Regions from separate parts of the Mus musculus genome. Here all the other regions are linked to region 2. A link is a loop called in an ENCODE intact Hi-C map of the cell type or tissue named here. Cell type or tissue: heart. All regions are shown on one strand.

Region 1 (4,000 bases), 190 kb after region 2:
TGACCTACCTGTTAAGTTCCAGGACAGCCAGGGGGATATAGAGAGACACTGTCTCAAAAAAAAAAAAAAAAAAAAAAAAAAACAAAGCAAAAAATAACCAAAACAAAGTAAGCAAGCAAACAAAAGTCAAAATCGTGCAATTTCCAAAGATTAGAGAGTGCACACCTTTCAGTGTGTGGAGAGGGCCCTCTTCAGGCAGCCTCATGAAGTGCTTCACATCTCAATATGAATTTAGCTTTGAATAAACATTACCCTGCAAGCTTAGTTTTCAAAATCTTGCCCTTTTGAATAGATAATATGTAACCAAAAGTTCAAAAGCTATAAAAAGGCATAAATCTTTCTTACTCTCCTTTGTTTCATGCTGGGTCATCTGCTCTAAAAAATGCTAAAACTGCTTAACAATTTTCTGACTTAGGTGTCAGTAGTTGCAGGCACACAGGTTTTAAGGCACACATGGAAGGCATCCTCACGGGTAGGGGTGCTTGCAAGACGGCCTGATGACTTTAGGTTGGTCACTGGAACTCACAAGGTGGCAGGAGATGAAAGGACCTCAAAGAGTGGTCCTCTGACTGCCACACACACATAATAATGAAAAGAAAAAAAAAAACCTCAAACTTTAAAATGGCATTTCTGTAATTTTTGTAATAATATAATTGAAACTGGGTTTGCTTGGTGAATTTAGAATATTCTTGACTTGCTTATTGTTTATTACTGTGAAAACTAAGGAATGTATCGCCAGGGCGGTGGTGGCGCACGCCTTTAATCCCAGCACTTGGGAGGCAGAGGCAGGCGGATTTCTGAGTGTGAGGCCAAACTCAGGTCTACAGAGTGAGTTCTAGGACAGCCAGAGCTACAGGTACAAGTATAGAAAGAATCCGTGCCCCATACTGACTGCTGTGGGGTGTGTGTGTGTGACAGAGAGAGAGAGAGAGAGAGAGAGAGAGAGAGAGAGAGAGAGAGAGAGAGAGAGAGAGAGAGAGAGAGAGAGGTAGGTCATGATCTCAGTCTGATACATCTGAGATTCTAGAATAAGGTTAAGAAATATGCAGGTCTTTGGGGATCACAAATAATGTGTCATTTTTAGGAGAACTTGCCCTTTTCATTTTCTTTCAAGGGACTTTCATTGGCGACTTTTCACTTCTCAGCACTTTTCTGTAGAAAGTTTGGGAAAACTTGGGGAGGTAATAAAGATCTACAGACTCAGCACCATATGACACCCAACAAAAGTGGGGTCAACTCCATCCCATCCTGTGTGTTAACTTGTTCCCTTGAGATTAAGAACATAGACTGAAAACTGTGAATGGTTGCTAGGAAGCACATCAACTGTTTTGCTTTTAGACCATCCCCATACCTTTAACATAGCAAATGACCGGAGTATTACATTTATTTTAATTAAAAATTTGTGCGCCCTACCCCCACTGTGTGGGGAGGTCAGAGGATAACTTTGTAGAGTGGTTTCTGGGCATTAAACTCTGGTCCTCAGGCTTACAACATTGAAGGGCAAGTACTTTTACCTGATGAGTTTTCTTTAGGGGAGACTGACCTTGAACTCTTGATCTTCCTTCCTCTTTCTGCCTCCACGTACTGGATTATATTCATGTCCAACTCCAGCAGAGTCACTTGGCAGTTTCCGAACTCTGGTGCAAGAGCCCAGGTGCAGGCCTGTCTGATCTGAGCTGTGACTCTCCGTTGCTTGGGTCGGGGAGTGCCCCCTGGTGGCAGGCAGCGGTGGTGGGCGGGAGACCGAGTTTGTGGGGAAGGTTGCGCCGGCCTGGCCTCTAAATCCTTTATCACGCGTGCCTGGGTCGTACCGGCCAGCCGGTTTTGAGCTGGCCCAGTGTACCCAAAGCTAGCTTAGTCGCTCCCTTTTCAAGACATCTGGTCTCTGGCCGCGCGTGCCTGTGTGTCTGCTTTCTTCCTTTGCAGGACACTTGGACCTAGTTGCGTGTGCTCGTGGGCCAGGTCTCTTTCCTTCTCTCTTTCTCCCTCTGCAGGGCGGCTGACCTCTGGTCGCGCCTGCCCGTGGGCCTGGCCCCTTTTGCAGGAGACTGGCCCCTGGCTGCCCCAGGGACGTCCTAGAGTTTGGACTTCCGGGGTTGGCTCCCAGTCTGCTGCTTGTCACCCGCCAGGGCGTTTCCGTGCCCATGCATGGGCGCGGCCCTTTAAACTTCACTGTTTTTTAGACTTTGGGGGTGTGGTCACACTTTCTTTTTTTTTCTTCCCGTCCGTCCGTCGCGGTCATCCCAGACTCGCGGGTCCTTCTCTTGCCCTGCTTTCCAGATGCTTTGGAGTCATGAGACGGGAGGGCGCAGGGACCCCTCTGATGGCCGAGGTGATCCGAGGTGAGTGCACGGGGCAGGACTTAGGATGGCTGGAGGAGCGACTTGCTGCCCTAGGAGCCCAACTGGCCTCCTTTCTGGGTCCACTGACTTTGGGGGTAAACCTTAATGTGCCTTAATGTGCTTGTGACCCCTATGTCCTACAGCCTCTCCACCCACCCTGTGTGGGAGCTGGTGAAATTCCCAGTCCAGCCAAAGATCAAAGGTCATTTGTGATTAGAAAGGACAAAGCCCTGTCACCCATTTGAATGCGGCTGCAAGAAGTTTGTTGCATTTACTAGGAGATATTTGCAGCTGTTCTGAGAGAGGAGATACAGATTGGAAAGTTTAAAGTACCATTTGAGAAAAGGACGTCTCGGCTCTTGTTTCTTACCACTTTGATTTTTGCCATGTTTTGGGTGTAGGTATCTGAGTGCTGTTAAGATGTTGCCTTTTTCTGGGGGTTGGTGGGAATAAAGATGGATGGAGCCTTTGAACATCACTTCCCTTCTTGCTGAACTCCACAGCATCTGACTCATGCAACACAGATTCTACCCCAGTCTGGCCTCCCCTCACATTCACCTTGATTTTAAACAGCAATTTATAAGAAACCCAAAGCAGTGATTCCAATTTAAAAAATACGTATCTATGAGATTAATTGTATAAACATACCACCTTGTGTTCTATAGTTGTAAACAGCAACATGTATTTTCATGTATTGCTACATGTATTTTCAGTGTGTCATCGTAAACTTAATGCATGGTTATAGGCTAGCTATCAGAGGTATGCTGAATTTCCTGAAATTTCTTAGTCTAGTTGCTGCAGAAACTGAAACAGTACCACTACATGAAATAATCACCTACCACCATGGTCCTTACTAAGATTAAGACAATTTCTTCTTTAAAGCTTTGCTTATTTATTAATATTCACCAAAGAGACTTTTTGAAGTTACACATTGTCACCTCTGCCATCTGAAACATGGGGTGGGGTGGGGGGGACACAACAAAATCAAACAAGCCATCTTTGAATTCATCAGAAAGGAGTTGGGTCTTGGCTGGGGACACCTGTTTAAGAACTTGAAGAAAAGAACACTGCTGTTTTCCATTGCAGATCGCCTTTGTTTTGCCATTCTCTACAGCAGACCAAAGAGTGCAACAAACGAACATTATTTCAGCATAGATAACGAGCTAGAGTATGAGAAGTAAGTATTGCCTCTTGGAAGACTCAAACTTTTGAAATTTCCTCTGAGGAATCTCTAGGTATGTGTGCAGATGACATAGGCTTGGAAAAATTGTATATCTGAAAAACACTTGCAGCTGGGTGCTGTTTCAGATTCTTGGTTAAAAAAAAAAAGATCTTTGAGGATACAAAGAACCTCTATTTAAACCCTGATTAGTTATTCTTATAGTTTATACTATAGAGCTGTGTAAAATAAGAATGTGTAAAATACTGGTTTTGCTAGTGGATAATATGTCAAGAACAATTTTTTTTTTTAAATTGAGGTTAGTTATTCTACGATTGGTGTGTGTGTGTGTGTGTGTGTGTGTGTGTGTGTGTAGGGCTATGTTAGGGGGAGGTAACAAGATCTGGTGCAAGTAGCTGAGCTCTCTGCTAATGAGGTGCATAACTCTAGCTCACTTGTTGAATAATTATGTAGGTATTGTTTACCAGAATAATTCCTT
Region 2 (4,000 bases):
TGATATCAAACTATACCACATTTTTTTATCCTGTTACTTGTAGAAGTTTGATATTTATAATTCCACTCTGGAAAATACCTGTTTCAGTTCCTTTTTAATACAAGTAGCCACCTTTGTTCCAGCTAGAACATTTACTCTTAGCATTTAAATTACTATGAGCTGAGGATGGTGATACAGGCTTGTGACCCAGCACTGGAAAGATGGAGACAAGATATCAAGATCATCTCTGCCACAAAGGGAGTTCAAAGCCGACCTTATCTTCTCATCTTGAAAAGATCAAGCCAGACAGGGGTTGAGGGAGTGTAAAACCATTCTACTATATGCTGTATATTTGTGCTTTGTTACAGGTATTACATGGTTTTCAACTGTGCCTACTCTATTCTACCTTATCACTTTACAAAGTACCAAGACGTGTGGTTACTGCACCGTCTCTAGTGAGTCCACCATCTGGAAACCCACAGATGTTTTCTGTTCCTTTCACTGTTTCCTGTGTGCCTGGTTATCACAGAAGTCTTTTTAAAAGAAGAAGAGAAAGGTTTTGCAGAGGTCACTGAAGGCATCGGTTTAGAAATCACCAAATGGGCTACCTTTTTATTAGCCTGTACCTTTAACTATTTCCAAACAGAGTCCAGACACAAGCTACCACCTGTGTGTACGTAAGAGCTACAAGAAGTCAATGGAGCTCAACTGTCCTTAGAATTTGCAAAGATGTGACCAGAGAAATAAACAGAGGTCGGATTATGAAGGCATCATAATCCTGAAAACAGCATCTGCGCTCTTCCTTGTAGGCATTCAGGCCAGGAGCCAGCCCTGTTAGTCACCTCTGTGCTGCCAGGACTCACAGAACAACCAATTCATGTCAGGCCTACAACAAACATTTTAAAAATATGACATCTCTCCTATGTGTGTATATTATATACATGCATGCACATGTACATACATATGCATATATACACATATACACACATATATGCATTTTTTTGAGACAGGATCTTGCACTGTAGCCTAGCATGGCCTTCTACTCTTAGGAACCCTCCCACCTCAGACCCCTGAGTGGGGTTACAGGCATACACCACAACCACTACCAGATTTTGTTATGTATCTGAATAATGGATAGTTAAGATCCTATCTAATCCATCCCTGAAACGATATCCTGTCTTAGTTGTTATATAACCCTGCAGTAAATCTGAATGGCCAACACACAAGTCCTTTTATCATCTTCTCTCTGCTCCCCCCTCCTCGACATCGCAGGATCTAGACCAGTGGTTCTCATCCTGTGGGTCTTGACCCCCTTGGGAATCACATGTGAGATATTTACATTATAATTCATAACAGTAGCAAAATTACAGTTAATGCAGTATGACAAAAATAATTTTATGGTTGGGGCAGGGGGTCACCACAACATGAAGAACTAAAGGGTTGCAGCATTGGGAGGTAGAGAGTCACTGTTTTAGACTCATCTTAATATATCCCTATGAAATAAAACACAAGCTGGCTGAGTCACACTGGAATTTATTTACTGAGTGGATTCCAGGAATGTCTGCTTCCGCATCTGCAAGGCAGCCTCAGGCTCACTGACTGACCCACCCGACATGTGGGAAGTGTGCTTCGGGAACTGGACTGTCCATCCCTGGGCCTCAGCTTCTGGACTCTCGCTCCCAAATGAGCACTCAAGTCCCGTGAATAGCATGGGAAGCCTGAGGACCCAAATGGCCTTCACAGGAGGCCTCTTCTGAGTACCTGACCCCTGTGAATCAAGGCCCACCATTGTCCTTTCCCTAACAGCAACAGACAAGGTGCAATTAGACAGAAACACCCAGGGCTTTTATATGAACCTCAAATCCTGACCCAGTGGAACCAAAACTAAAACATGTCTGACTTCCCAGCTGTGTCCCCGGTATGAAGACAGCTTATACTCTGTGCTTCCACCAGGTGGTGCTGTAGTACCAATGTCCTTGAAGAGGGGACAGAGCCTGACAATCATCTCTAAGGCCGGGTGGCACCACTGAGGGGTGGCCCTGGAGAAGGACACAGCTAGCAGTTTCTGGAGGCTTTGTCTGTAGGACGTGAGTCTCTTTCTCTGCTGGGATGAACATCTCACGGTTCTGCCTCCCAGAGCCCAGCCCTCAAGCACACTAAGGAGCAGGACCAGGTGTGGTATATATAGCCGTGGGGAGGCCATGGAGGCAAATCAGAAAGAGGTGCTCCTAGGGCGAGCAGGAAGGCCTGGACCAGCATCTCACCCCTCTGGGATGAAGGGCCGAATCAGTTCTGGGTTCAACAGTGACTCCTCAAGAGGTCGATCCACATGGAAGTCGTGGACATGGGGGGGCCCTGGGTGAGCCTTGGGTGCAGGTCCCCCTGGGCGCTGAGGAATTGGCAGCTCGGATGGATGGGCAGGCAGAGGCGCTGTGAAGAAGTACTGATGCAGAAGGGCCTGGGGGTAGCAAGAAATCCAGTCATTATGTATCCCCAAAATCATTCAACTGACTCAGCAAACCTTGCCGACGTGCCTATGTCTGGAGCACTGTCCCAACAGCTGGGAACATTTCAGTGAGCCAAAAATTCTTGCCAACAGAGGAAGGGGTGGGAGACATAAACCAGAGAAAGGGGCAAAATGCACAGTATGTCCCCGGCAACAAAGAGAGCTTGTGGTGTAGCTAGCTATTCCTTCCCAATTGAAACATTCCCTCTGGGCAGGAGGCTCCTTGAAAACACACAAGTCCCAGGAAGTACCTAATACTAAAGCCCGACTCAGGTCAGATTTGTTATCAGTGTCCTTTCTGCAGTGAACAGACACTCGTTCGTGTCTCCCAGGACAAACCATATAATAAAGCTGGGTGGAAAGGCTGAGGAGGACTAGAGAGATGCTGCAGGCTTTGAAGAGCTGGGTCCCAGGAGCACAAGCCCAAAGGAAAGCCTAGGGCTTGAGAGGAGCAAACACAGGAGGGCTAGGAACACAGCAAGAGCAGTCAGGGTGAGAAAGAGACAACACTCACACCTGCAACTGCAGGCAAGACCCACTGACAAGGGGGAGGGGCTGGACAGAGGGCAGGGGTCACTGACTTCTCTCCCGAAGCCTCCTGGAGAACACTCCATCAAAACCCCACCTCCAAGGGTTCCACCCTACGCGGGTTCTAAGCGTCTCTGGCTTGGCAGGGTCAAGGGTCAACCTTTAACCCTACCTGGGAGGCTGCAATACGCTGTCGTGGAGGGTAGAGGAGGAACTGGCCCAGCAGGTCCAAGGCCTGGGGAGAGGCATCAGGCAGCACCTCCTCCAGGGGCACTGGTGCCTGCTCCTTGAAGGAGATCTTGTTGTAGTCAGGCAGCTCTGTGATCTCCTGAGCCCAGAGGAGAAAAAAAAGGCAATGAGAGCAGCCCCGCCCACCACCCCTTATCAGGCTCTCCCACCACACCTGATCCAGCTCTCCCACCTGATCAGGTGTTCATTCTGTTCTTCATTCAGCCCAGAGTCCATCACCACCCACAATGGCTCTCTCCTTCAGCTCCCCCCACTCTCTAAGGCCTGCTCCTTGCCCAGCTTACTGAGACCAGATAAAACCTGTCCCTCCTGCAGCGCCAAGACTTTGGTCTTCATTGGTCAAGAGGGAGTGGGGCCCAAGACACCTACATAGGGAGAAGCCAGTTCCTACTGGGGAACAGAGCAAGTGTGGCCCCTCCCCAGCAACAATGGTTGCTACTAACCGGCCAGACTCGAGGACTCGGGGTACCCAGGATGCGAAGCACACAGCACAGTTGTTCAATGTCGTTTTCGCCCGGGAACAGGGGGGACCCATTCAACAGCTCTCCCATGATGCAGCCCACAGCCCTGTGGATACAGAGCTAAGCGGTGGGAGATGTCACACGTGAGTGATCAAGCTACTCACACGAGCTTTAACACCTCACATCAGGATCAAGGTCCAGAGGTTCCCAGGGCAGCCATGTATCATTCCTCCACAGATATCTAGAACAGAGTCCTGCAGCTCCAGGACTCTTAGAG
Region 3 (4,000 bases), 280 kb after region 2:
GAAGGATCCATGGAGGAATGGTGCTTGCTGGCTTACTCATAGACTGATATTTTGCTAACCTTCTTATACAATCCAGGAACACCTCCCCCAGGGAATTGTGCTTCTGATCTGTTAACAGACAATCTACCACAGAATTGCCTCAGGCAAACTGGTCTGGACACTCTCAATTGAGACTCCCTTCTCATGTGCATCTAGGCTGTGTCAAGTTGATAGTTAAAGCTAATTAAGACAGATAGCATTGGTTCTATTCTCTCCTTTCTTCCACTTGTCCTTTCTCTGTCCTTTGCTTTGAAACTGTGACCTCTCAGATCATCCCAGAAAACAAAGTAACAAAGTTAGCCTGTAACTCTTTTGCTGGATGCTTCTTTAGTTATATTAGACCAGGCTATAAAATCAGGGCTTGTGAGTTGTTCTTCATAGATTCTTGGCTAATGTTGGTAATAGTCTGTCTAGACATAAGGTAGTTATTTCATTTCTGTAGGTATAAGTATATAAAGCATCATGTGCCTCATTCTTCTTAATTTCCATGTTCCATTTTCTAGACACCTCACAGATAGTACTTTGTTAGCCTTTATTAAATGATGCCTCTTAATATCACCAACATGAACTGTTGATTACAAGAACTGTGTAGTGTTTCAAAGCAGAAGGTTAATATTTGTTGTAAATTAGAAAATTACTTTAAAATAGGTTCTTTAATCCAGGGATTTTATTAGAATCTGTTAAGGATCAGATAAAATTGCTCGGGATTAATGAAAACAAGAGGGATGTTTGTATACTGGGAACTCAATGAATGTAAGTTGTATATATTTATGTGTATATGCTGGTGTCCCAGAGTTCAGAGGAGGATGTCAGTTTCTCTGAAACTGGAGTTTCAGGCAGTTATGAGCTACCAGACATGCATGCTGGGAATCAAACCAAAGCCCTTTGCAAGAGCAGCAAATGTTGCTGAGCAATTTCTCCAGCCCTTCAGCTTCCATTTTCAAAGCTGCTTCATGTACATTTTTAGATGTGACACTAAATCTCTCTATATATTTTAAAGATATATTTATTTATTTTAGGTATATGAGTACACTGTAGCTGTCTTCAGACACACCAGAAGAGGGATTCCATTACAGATGGTTGTGAGCCACCATGTACTTGCTGGGAATTGAACTCAGGACCTCTGGAAGAACAGTCAGTGCTCTTAACCACTGAGTCATCTCTCCAGCCCTCTCTATACTTTTTAAATTGTTTTGTGTCTCACACAGGATAAAAAATTTTGCTTTGATAGCAATAGTCATGCTTCTTGACTCTATTCAAGTTCTACATGTTCAAGTTGAAAGCCCCCTTTTACTTTCTTTTTAAGGCTTTAGGATACATTGTAAAAGATTTGACAGACTTTTATCAAGCTTTTTTTCCGTAGCTTTTTTTCATGCTGAGGATTGAGCCCAAAGCCTTACAACACATGCCTAGGTGTACCAATAAGCCACACCCCCAAGGGACTACATTTTGAACACTGAAATAGTATAGCTGGTTTTTTGCTTGCTGAGTTTTAGCTTTTGGAGACTGTTTCTCTGTGTAGCTGTAGCCCTGGGTGGCCTCAAACTCTGAGGTCCGCCTGCCTTTGACACCTGCTGGGAGTAAAGGCATGCACTAGCACCCTGTCTTTTTAGTCTCAGCAGGAGACCACTGCTCGTCTGTGACGGGTTTTAGTGTCTTCAGAGTTAGTGTACATCCTTAGGCTGTTAATTATATCTAGGACAGAACATAGACATCAGGAATATACGCACACATTGCATATAGCCCCCTGGTGGCATCAAAGTGGAGCAAGAAGCAGCTCAGAGTGACTTCAGTTCTCCCAGAATCAAACTCACCACATTCCTGGCATGTTTTTCATTCTCTTGTGGCTGGAAGCAAGTGGAGTTGCCAGGTTACCCTTCATCAAGGGTAATTTTTAGAAACCTTGTCAGTGTTCTGCTTTCTGGGTGATTCATCTTGCACTTGAGCAGGTTAGTGTTGAATAGTAATTATTGGCCAGTGTTTAACCTGTGGGCCTCTTGCCCAGCCCTTCATTCAAGTGTTCCTGATAGCTATATCTTTTTTTTTTATTTTTTAAACTTTCACTATCAACTATGAAACAAAGTATTTTAGTGGATTTGAAACAATGTAGTAAGGTTTCTGTTGTCGTTTACAATATTATCCCATTGTGGGAAACAAAAGCTGAACTTTCCGTTTCCAGATTGACTATTAAAATCAGACTGTATTTCCCGTCCCGCCCCCCACCCCCCCATACAGTAGATACAAGCTGTGGTACCCAGCCAGCCTCCAGAAAAGAAATCCAATTTAAAATGTTAAATGTATATGAGTGTTTGGCTTCCTTGAATGTGTATCATGTGCATGCATTGTCAGAGGAAGCTACAAGAGGGAAGCAGATCACCTGGGACTGAAGTCACATACTGCCACCACTGGGAGCTTGGAACCCAAGTCTCCTGGAGGAGCAGCAAGTCCTCTTAACCATGGAGCCATTTCTCTGGCTGCTTTGTTCTTTTTTTTTTTTTTTTTTTTTAAAGATACTTTTACTTGTCCCACTTCAAAGATACAAATTACTCAATGTATCTTCTTGAAACATTTCACTTCAGTTCACAAGTTACTTTCTCTCCATAAAGTCAAATTTGACTTCGGTATCTTGCTAGGTATAGTTTATTTACCCAAAATAAAGATGTGGCTAAAAATAAGGTCACACTATTGGCTGCTTTGATTTGTTAATTTAGGCAGTTTTCTCTAAAACAACACTCTGGTGCCTAAATTAATTTAGGCATAGCTTTGTATTTGATGGAGTTTAGTTACCGGTTCTATCGCTTAACCACTGGATACTCATTCAGATATAAAAATCTTTATGGAGTCTCTACTAGGAACAGGCTGCCTGGGAAACGCAGCAAGCAAATGAGCTCCAGTTGCCAGTTCTATCCTTTAGCCTCTAAAGAGATTTTTAAAAAATCTTTGAACTGCTACCACCATCAGACTGCCTGGGAAACACTGCAAGCAAGTACGACCGGGAGCTGACTACTGTGCGAATGGTTGCTCATGCGTCCCACCGCGGTCCCGAGCCTGGCAGCAAGAACCAATAGTCCGGGAACCGTAGCAGGGCTGGTCACGGGACTCACATTAAGAACCCATGCCCTTAGGCAGGAGTGGTGACTCACGTCTTTAGTCCCAGTACTGGGTGTGTGTGTGTATGGAGGGGGGGGGGCGAATGGGATCTCTGACTTCGAGGCCCTCCTGGTCCCTACATAGGGAGTTACAGGGCAGCCAGGACTCTATAGAGACCCTGTCTCAAAACAAAAACAAGCCGGGCGGTGGTGGCTCATGCCTTTAATCCCAGCACTTGGGAGGCAAAGGCAGGTGGATTTCTGAGTTCGAGGCCAGCTTGGTCTACAAAGTGAGTTCCAGGGCAGCTAGGGCTATGCAGAGAAACCCTGTCTCGAAAAACAAAACAAAACCAACAACAACCCCCCAACGCCCAAAAAGAAGTGGTGCTTTGCTGGCGCCTTGAGCAGCCGTGGGTGGGGTGGGGTGGGACGGGCGCGGCCTCAGCCCTTTAAACTGGCTGCGCGCGGGAGGGGGCGGATTGGGTGGGGCGATGGGGAGGGCCCTCTCCACTGCAACTTCTCCAGACTCCTACCCTCTTTACACCCCCTCTTCTTCTGGTGGGGGAGGGACCCAGCATGCTCGCCCCGCCCACCACCACGCCCCTTTCCCGCAGCTCCTCCAATCAACAGCCTCTTTCCCCCTCCCCACCTTCGCAGGAGTCATCCGGCCAGGGTGGGGCTCCCGACGGGTGTGTCAGGACAAGACGCGCGCTCCTACAGACTTTCGAACGCAGTTGGCCCTCCAGACAAAAAAGTATGAGAGCGGCGGCCAATGACGTGGCAGTAAGGACCCGCGCTCGAATTGGTTCCGCCCCCTCCGGACGGAACACAGCCTGGACCCGGCTATTGGCTCTCGCGACCTGTCACTCGTC
Region 4 (4,000 bases), 800 kb before region 2:
AGGGACCTAGAGTTGGGACAGTGATCAGGGTTATAATGAATATATAACTTATTAGAGAAACAAACAAAAAAGCAAGAAAGCAATTTTATTTTTAACTCATACACACTATCATCTCCCCAAAACGAATCTGGAAAGGCTCCTCCTACAAGAACTTCCACAAGTTCCATCTTATCTAGAACTTTTTTTTTAAAAAATCAACTGCATTTAGACCCTGGACACTATAGGCTCATGTTCATCCTGTGATGAAAATGCATTCAGTCTACAGTGATCCTCATAGTGTGTAGGAGACCCTGCACTGTTCAATGTCTAAAGTCTCTTCTGACACTCAAGGCAATATTTGAAGGCCACATACAAAGGATGGACTGAGGCCCCCACCATATATGTAGTTTATGTGCTACTCAGTCTTCACGAGGGTCCCCCAACAATTGGAGTGGGGGATGACCCTTAAGCTGTTGCCTGTTTGTCCAAACTATTCCCCTAACTTGGCTGCCTTGTTTGACCTCAGTAGGAGAGGATGTGCCTAACCTGCAGATTTGACATGCCAAGGTTGAGGGATACTCAAGTGGTTCCCACCCTCCCTGGGAAGATAAAAAGGAGTCAGGTATGAGGGACTGTGTAATATGGAATGGGGAGGGGATAGCGATTAGAATGTAAATTGAATAAATAAATAAATGGGAAAAGTGAAGAAATACATGTAAATAGAATAAAAATATACAAATTAGTACATAATTTTTAGATTTTTGCCCTATTCAGTATTTCAGGGAAAAAGCTGAGTAGGAAAGATTTTTGGCCAAAATATCACACAAATGACCTCTAGCTAAATTTCTCACAAAGTCTATTTTCCACTGACATACTATAACCTGAACTTCCTCTGGCTGCAATACTGTCAACACTCCAATCTTCCAGGTCCTATGAGAGCAACCAATTAAGCTCCATGTACAGCTTTCTATGACTTTTGCCATCTCATTTTCTGATACTTTCCACACTCCTTCAAAAGAGAACATAGATTCTAACAACAAAATCTCATTTTGATACCATTTTTTTGGGTTGTTAATGTTCTAACTTGCTACTCTGCTGCTGTGATTGAATCCTGAGTAAAATCATCTCAGGTAATAAATGGTTGTTGTACATGGTTCTGTCAGATCACAGTCCATCATTCTGGAAAGTTAAAATAGAAACTAAAGGCAGAGAATGAAGGGGAAAAAAACGAAAAACGAAGGACAAACACTGTTTCCTGGCTTGCTTTCTTGCTTGGTCACTGTCACATTCCCACCTAGCTTCATCTAGCCCAGACCCACTTGCATAGGAATATTGACACCCTCAGTAGAAGAGCCTTCCCATATCAATCATCAACACTCTCTCTCATAGATACAGAAAGCAGGCATTCTGCTGAGCGCACACCCTCAATTATAAGGCTCCTTCAAATGACTGTAGCTCTGAAATGTTGAAAATTTAAGACAATTATAACACAGAGACAGTAATAAATGAGGAACTTGTAAAAGCCCAAAACCTGAGCTAACCATTACAGGAGGTCCTGACACCACAAGAGGGAGTTGGAGTTGGGGCTGAGTCAGGACAAAATGGGAAATGCAGCTAGCTCAGAGCAAGGAAGGATACACTGAAATGGGGAGTTCAGAGCCTGTGCTGCCCTGGGGTGAGCTGTCTTTAACCCTGGGTTCCTAGGCCAGTGAAACTAAAGAGATGGCTAAAACAGCAGGAAGGTAAACAGAGGAGCAGATTGCCCAACAGACCTTGAAATAAGACTGCTGGTCTAAGGAAGATATGGTAACTTTGTTGGAATGGATGAAGAACTTTCTATCTACTGACAGCTCCAAGTTCAAAACTACAGAGTCACATATGGCCTGGGAACAGAGTCAATCACATGGGGGATAAATGAGGTCTTTGTCCTTTCCAACCTGTAAAACAGGGTAGGGAGAGCTTGATTTTGCCCTGGATGCTGTCTTGAAGAGCTTTCCGTCATGGGCAGTGTAGGTCCTGGTCCTCTTGGTAAGGATTTAACTCCAAGGTGAGTAACTAAATTGATTGGGATGGAAAGTCTCTTCCTCTCAGTCACAGAATAGTAGTGTCACACACATAAAAGACAGCCACAAGGGGGAGGTAAAGGCCACCCAGCAGATTCCTCCATTTGCACAGAGTAGAAAATGAAGATAGATAGGATGGCAGCTGTAAATTTGCTCTAACCTTCCGAGCAATTACTACCACGGGCACACCGTCCCCTATACCAGACTCTGGAACATCTTCCAAGCCCTTTGTGGCTATGACTCTCCAGAGTATCATTGCAGTGGTGTTCCACATTCGCTTTGGTCATCTCCCTCCACAAATACTCAAGAAAAATCCAAAAACCAAAACACACAGAGAAAAATTTGACAGACAAGCCACTGACACAAAGAACAACAATGACTCATCTTTACAGTCAGCCTTTTGCGATGATATCATAAACAGCCAGGGCCTGGGGGTTGAGGGGGTGCCCTGGGGGAAGAGGGGGCTGCGAGGAGGGGGAGAAATACAAGGCAGGGATGCTGCAGAGGAGGGGGGTGCTCCTCCCTGCAGGCCTGGACCTGCAGGGAGCAGGATGGAGAGGACAGTGGAAAGGCACAACTGCAGCATCAAAGGATGGGGCAGGGGCAGGGGGTGCCAGGGTCACAGGCAGAGATTCAGGCCACTCTTGACCCCTCTGGTCACTCTCACCCCCGCCCCATCCTGCCCCGCAGCAGCTTCGGCCCCGCCCCAGCCCCCACCCCTGGCAAGGAGATTAGCCGGAACATTTTTAGACTCAGGCCAAAGCAGCTGCTCAGAGATGACCCCGAAGACCAGGCTTTTGACCCCTCAGGTCTCTTTAGAGTCACTCTCAGGTGTGCTGGTTGGAACACAGCTATCAGGGTTGGTGCACCTCTCTCCCCCTTCCTTCCTGGCAGTGACCCTGTGAGGTCACACTGTCCGCCGTGGCCACGCCCCCTAACCATCGCCACTCAGGTCCCTAACGGGGACACGGAGCCCACACGTGGCATTCACGAAACAGCCCTGGGACACCCGTGATTCCGCCCTACCCACCCCCGCGCCTGCCCGAAGTCCTGCGGAACCAGGACAGAAAAACGAAGTTGCAACCCCAGGCCAGCTCCACCAGCGCCTACAGCACTGCAGGGTCATTCCAGTCACCACCCAAGGAACGGTCACGCGTGCCCGGGCGGGGGTCCGAGTTCGGCGGGGTGGGAGTGGGGGGTCACAGAGTGTCTCTGGGATGGCGCGGTGCTCCCTGTCCACTGAGGTAACCTCTGACATCCCACGTGACCCTTGACCTGTTATTTGGAGCTGCCCTCACACTTGACCCCGATAACATACGTGAACTCCTAACCTGTGACCCCAACATCTATATTGCCTTGTGACCCCGACTGTACCGGTATACGCCTATCTTCCTCCTCTCACAGCCTCGGCCACTCCACGTCCTGGTCCCTCCCCCACCCACCGGCTAGGGATTCCCATGACCTCAGATGTCCTCCTGTGACGTCACAACCCCCCGCCCCCCCCCGTCTAGGCTTCCACATTGTCACTCACCTCTCTAGGTCCTGTTGTCGTCGTCGTCCTCCTCCGGCCTCGTGCTGGTCGGGCGCAGGCGGGGGCGCCAAGGGACAGCGCGTGGGCAGGGTCAGAGGTCGAGTGGTGGGGTGTTGCGGCATCGTGGGTGGCGGGGTCGGGAGACTCGGAGTCACGAGTGGTTCACGGTTAGAGAGGTCAAGGGTCTTGGGGTCGGGGCTCGCAGGGTGGGGTATTACGGGGTCACGGGTGATCGAGTCAGAGGTCGCAGGGTCGGGGGTCGCGTCCTGGATGCGCCGCAGCCGGTCCGGCAGAGCGCGGTGTGTATTGGGATCGCGGATCCAGCACAGGAACAGCTGGTACATCTTAATCTGCAGCCGAGGCTGCAGCGGCTTCCCAGGCGGCATGGCGGCGACGGAGGTGCGGGATGGGCCAACAGACTGGCCCG
Region 5 (4,000 bases), 670 kb before region 2:
CCCCCAAATCTTGAGTTACAGTTGTGTGATGCCACACTGGTGCTGGTGCTGGGAACAGAACTTCTGTCCTCTGCAAGGACAGCAAGTGCTTTTAGTTTTGCGTCATCCCTCCAGTCCTCCAGGTTACATTTAAATCATTGCAGTTCAATTTGAGTTTTCACAAACTGGAATTTATTCAAAGAATATCTGAAAGACACGAGGTCCAGGCTGGCATTTTAACCAAATGGTATTAGATGTTTTTGTGTAGGTAGTATAGAGGGCAGGCTCAGAATCAACAAAACATGGTTGAAACAGAAGGAAAACTTAGGCTCATTAAAGGATATTGAGAAGCCAGCCCATCTCAATTCGAGTCTATAGCCAAGTTAAGTTTCTGTTTACTATAAAACTTGAAGTTTATATATTTCTCAGAGATGGGCTGCACCCTAGCCCAGTAACCATAGAATGTACTGTAATACCTCCCGCCCCAGCTACCTGTTTTTGAGAATGTTCTATACCAATACCCATTGTTCCATGACCCACTTTAACCTTGACCACCTGGTTTCACTTCTGTATCTACGATTCCATGCAAAATCCCCCACCCCATGGTTTTGCCCTATATAAAGGGCTTGAGAAGTTGGCTTGGGGCTGGTATTGTGAACCCCGTTTTAGGGGGAGACAGCTGCTGATTTGTCTCTGGTTTGTACACAATAAATCTTGCTTTAAACTGGCCATAATTTGGGTTGGTGATCTTTCGATTCACGTCTGTGAGATTAACAATATAATTTACAAAAATGACAGAAATCTGTAAATGTGCTTGACTTGTTTAAACATTCTGTCTCCAGTTATATTTAACAATTAAGAACAATGTCCAGTGTGGTGGCTTAAACCGACACCCAGCATATGGAAAACTGAGGCAAGATCATCAACATGTATTTAAGGCCAGCCTGGGTCATATATGAAGAAGGGTTGAGGACAATCTGCCTGAGATTGTGGATAAGAAAGTTCTAGGTTTAGTAAGTGCGAGCGTGCGTGCTTGCCTCTGGGGAGTGAGCATAGCTAGAGCCTATTGGAATACCAGGGAAGTGCTCTACCACTGAGCAATATATTCTGTGTAATTTTCTGTTAATCAGTGCATGGTTGGAGGCTTCTGAAATCCTGTCAATTGTAGACCACTTCCCCATTGCAGGATTACAGTTCCAGGGGCTGTGTGTCAGTTTGTTCTTTTTATAACTATCATCCTAGGAAAGGGGATAACATTTGAAATGTAAATAAAGAAAATATCTAGTAAAAAATCATTTACTTGGGGTAGGGGCTGGAAAGAACTCAGTTCCTATGCTACCTAAGGACCCAAGTCAGATCCCTAAAACCCACGAAAAGGGGGAAGGTGGGATGACGTGCAGTTGGAATTCTAGCCCGGGGTAGGAGTAAACAGTCCCTAGGACTCGCGGGCAGTCTAATCCAATCAGGAACGCTTTGGGTCCTTCCAGTCTCCGTTAAAATCTATAGGCCTGGAGTCCCTAGAAGATGACGCAGTTTTGATGCGCTACGCAGTCTGGGCGGAGCTTGCCCGAGCTTCTGGAGAGGGGTGGGCGTTCTAGGCGGGAGCTGCCTTTGCTGAGTTCTCCGGGCGGGACGCCGTCTCCCGACTGTTCGGGCGCTACTGAAAACTACTCACTGCCAGTGTCGGGGTCCTGTGTTCACGACCACCACTGAATAGTTGAGGGCCCTGTTCGCTTCCTGCACGGATCCAGCCTCGGCGTCCTCTCAGCAGCCGGTGTCGCCACTGGCGCCGCCGCCCGAGCGGCAGGCCGCTGCGGATCGCGGAGCCCATGAAGGCTCGGGCCCCGCCGCCGCAGTGGCGGCGTCGCCAGTGTCTTGGAGCGCTCCGAACCTGCTCTGGCATGACGGCGGCATGAGCACGGACGGGGAGTCGCCGGAGGAGCCGAGGTGGAAGGCGGTGGCCTCACCCAAGGCGTCAACCATGCCTGAGAAGCGCGGGAGCGCTCAGGCCGCGAGCGGCAGCTGGGTAAGTTTTGACTGGGTTCGGACAGGGACTCTGGGATTGTGGCTGTTCTAGGAGAGCCAGGTTCTTTGAAAAGCTGGCTTTCCTATCAACTCCTCCCCAGACGAACCTCTAGGAGATTTGGTTATTGATTCAAAAGCCACCAGACGCGGGACAGTAATATAATTTGGATATAATTCTGTGCAAATTGACAGAAATCTTCTGGGCACAGATTTTGTCCACAGCAACTTAGACAGTGTGTGTGTGTCAGTCTGTCTTAAAGCCTTCATTTTTCGCAGTCTCCGGAATTGCCTACAGGGATGCTGGAGGTCAAAGTGGGAGGCGCCTGATACTTCCTCCTCCTCTGGGTTTCAGAAGTGGCCTTAGTGTAGTAAGAGGAAGCTGAAGATCTCTGTACCTGAAGGTGAAAGTTCAGCCTGATCTCCTTTAGTGACATGTAAAGTTGAGATGAGTTTGACAGCTAGGGAAGGCTTATTTTCCTTGACCTGGATTCACAGTACAGACCTTACCAGTGCCACTTTTTCTTCTTCTTCTTTTAATGGTTGGAAACTAAGCACAGGGACTAATGTCATTTCTTCAGTCATAAGTATAAAAAGGATTTTTGGGGAAGGATCTACTTAGGACTTAAAACTTAAAGTTTTGCAGTGAATTGAGTACAAACTCTTGCAACTATGGGAAAGTTTGTTCAATGAGAAATAGGAATTTATTTAAATATGATATGTGTGGTCATGTGTTTTTCCTGTTTTTAAGCTTGCATATTTAATTTCTGTTAAAGAATACTAAGTGGTTCCAAGTGCATACTTGACTGTGTGAATTCATCTTTGGTACAATTGGGAGGGTAGAGAATTAGTAGTATGCAGAATGAAATCTCAAGTCAAAATTCAAACATGCAAAAATTTTGAGGTAAAACAGAACCACATACTATATCACATAGTATATTTTAGTAAGGGCTTACTAGGTACAAAATTGCTGCAACTCTCAAAAGTCTGCCAAGTACAGACCTTAAAGTCTTGTTCTGTCTGCATTCTTGTGGCTCATTTCCTTGATGTTTTAGACCTAGAGTAGAGCTGGCTTTTAGTCCTGATTCTACCAGAGTTTTACCACTCAGTGCCTGATCTGTTAAATGGTCATGTATTGAAGAAGCATAGGGGGATAATTTTTTTTCCCAAAGCTAAGGTTTTTCTAATGTAGAAAGCTTACCTTGTGGGGTAATTTCTGTAAAATTGGTTTTTCTCATTAAATAGGTTACACTTTACTTTCTAAATGAAACTAAATTACCAGTTCACCTTCTTGGCTTCCACTAGTGGATGGACAGTACTAATTAGTGGACAAGCCAAGCCAAGCCCAAGGAATGTGCCAGCTAGAAGTCAGTGTAGGGTATTTTTTCTCTATTTCTTTCTACCTGACTCTTTTAAATTTGTTTTATATATTTACTGTTTATGTATACTGTGTGTGGGTTCAAGAGCACATATGTTTTGAAACCTTATGTTTTGAAACCAAAGCTCCTTCAACGTGGAGCTCACAGCCTTTCTAGACTGGCTGGTTAGTGAGTCTCAAGGATCCTCCTATCTCTGCTTCGTACACTCATCCCATCCCTTCTCTGTATAGCCCTGGCTGTCCTGGAACTCAATTTGTAGACCAGGCTGGCTTCGAACTCAGAAATCCGCCTGCCTCTGCCTCCCGAGTGCTAGGATTAAAGGCGTGTGCCACCACACCTGGCTACATCCCATCCCTTCCTGCTAATCCCAGTACTTGGGTTACCAGCACATTCACCTTGCCCAGCTTTTTATATATATATTAGATATGAACTCAGATCCTTTTGGCTTGTATGTCAGGTATTTACAGAACTATCTCCTCAGCCCATGTATGGATTCTGAATGGTCATACTCTCCTTGTGAGCCCTTACCATGATAAAAAATATTCAGTTCTTTCCCATTTTCTAATTTAGAAAGGAGCCAGACCCCAGTCTAAAACCAATGTGCTTGAAACAAGAACTTT

The links. Hi-C counts contacts between places; a loop is a spot of excess contacts. Peaks named below come from ENCODE experiments on the same cell type or tissue, not always from the same donor. Only the 100,000 strongest peaks of a DNase experiment are listed, where the experiment ranks them.
Region 1: a loop joins it to region 2, with 4 times the contacts of the local background. A loop is called at or near these places in 14 of 42 quality-filtered maps.
Region 3: it touches region 2 in a loop (2.5-fold over the local background); 10 of 42 quality-filtered maps call a loop at or near these places.
Region 4: a loop joins it to region 2, with 2.9 times the contacts of the local background. A loop is called at or near these places in 11 of 42 quality-filtered maps.
Region 5: it touches region 2 in a loop (2.4-fold over the local background); 17 of 42 quality-filtered maps call a loop at or near these places.

What each region holds. Positions count from the first base shown.
Region 1 is chr13:64,246,747-64,250,746 of GRCm38, reverse strand. It overlaps Cdc14b (CDC14 cell division cycle 14B), which reads left to right. Exons shown (of 14, transcript NM_172587.3): 2 at 3,429-3,519. It overlaps 1810034E14Rik (RIKEN cDNA 1810034E14 gene), which reads right to left and starts at 2,047. Exons shown (of 3, transcript NR_045798.1): 1 at 1,544-2,047. In heart, CTCF peaks have their summits at 190 (motif pointing left) and 1,720 (motif pointing left); DNase peaks (open chromatin) are centred at 1,756 and 2,116; H3K4me3 peaks cover 1,779 bases; H3K27ac peaks cover 1,528 bases.
Region 2 is chr13:64,437,218-64,441,217 of GRCm38, reverse strand. Cdk20 (cyclin-dependent kinase 20) reads right to left here. Exons shown (of 8, transcript NM_053180.2): 6 at 3,706-3,829; 7 at 3,186-3,341; 8 at 1,497-2,437. The coding sequence ends at 2,240. Among named protein-coding and RNA genes, the nearest start is that of Cdk20, 6.7 kb to the right of the region's middle. In heart, a CTCF peak has its summit at 1,919 (motif pointing right); a DNase peak (open chromatin) is centred at 1,927.
Region 3 is chr13:64,153,264-64,157,263 of GRCm38, reverse strand. No RefSeq gene overlaps it. Among named protein-coding and RNA genes, the nearest start is that of Zfp367, 2.1 kb to the right of the region's middle. In heart, a CTCF peak has its summit at 1,805 (motif pointing left); DNase peaks (open chromatin) are centred at 3,233 and 3,843; H3K4me3 peaks cover 1,268 bases; H3K27ac peaks cover 2,702 bases.
Region 4 is chr13:65,241,589-65,245,588 of GRCm38, reverse strand. It overlaps Gm36445 (predicted gene, 36445), which reads right to left. Exons shown (of 4, transcript NR_165655.1): 1 at 3,417-4,000. Among named protein-coding and RNA genes, the nearest start is that of Gm36445, 2.1 kb to the right of the region's middle. In heart, a CTCF peak has its summit at 2,112 (motif pointing right); a DNase peak (open chromatin) is centred at 3,668; H3K4me3 peaks cover 1,552 bases; H3K27ac peaks cover 1,173 bases.
Region 5 is chr13:65,110,509-65,114,508 of GRCm38, reverse strand. It overlaps Mfsd14b (major facilitator superfamily domain containing 14B), which reads left to right and starts at 1,527. Exons shown (of 12, transcript NM_133680.3): 1 at 1,527-2,005. The coding sequence starts at 1,892. In heart, no CTCF peak of the experiment used is centred here; a DNase peak (open chromatin) is centred at 1,518; H3K4me3 peaks cover 1,795 bases; H3K27ac peaks cover 1,454 bases.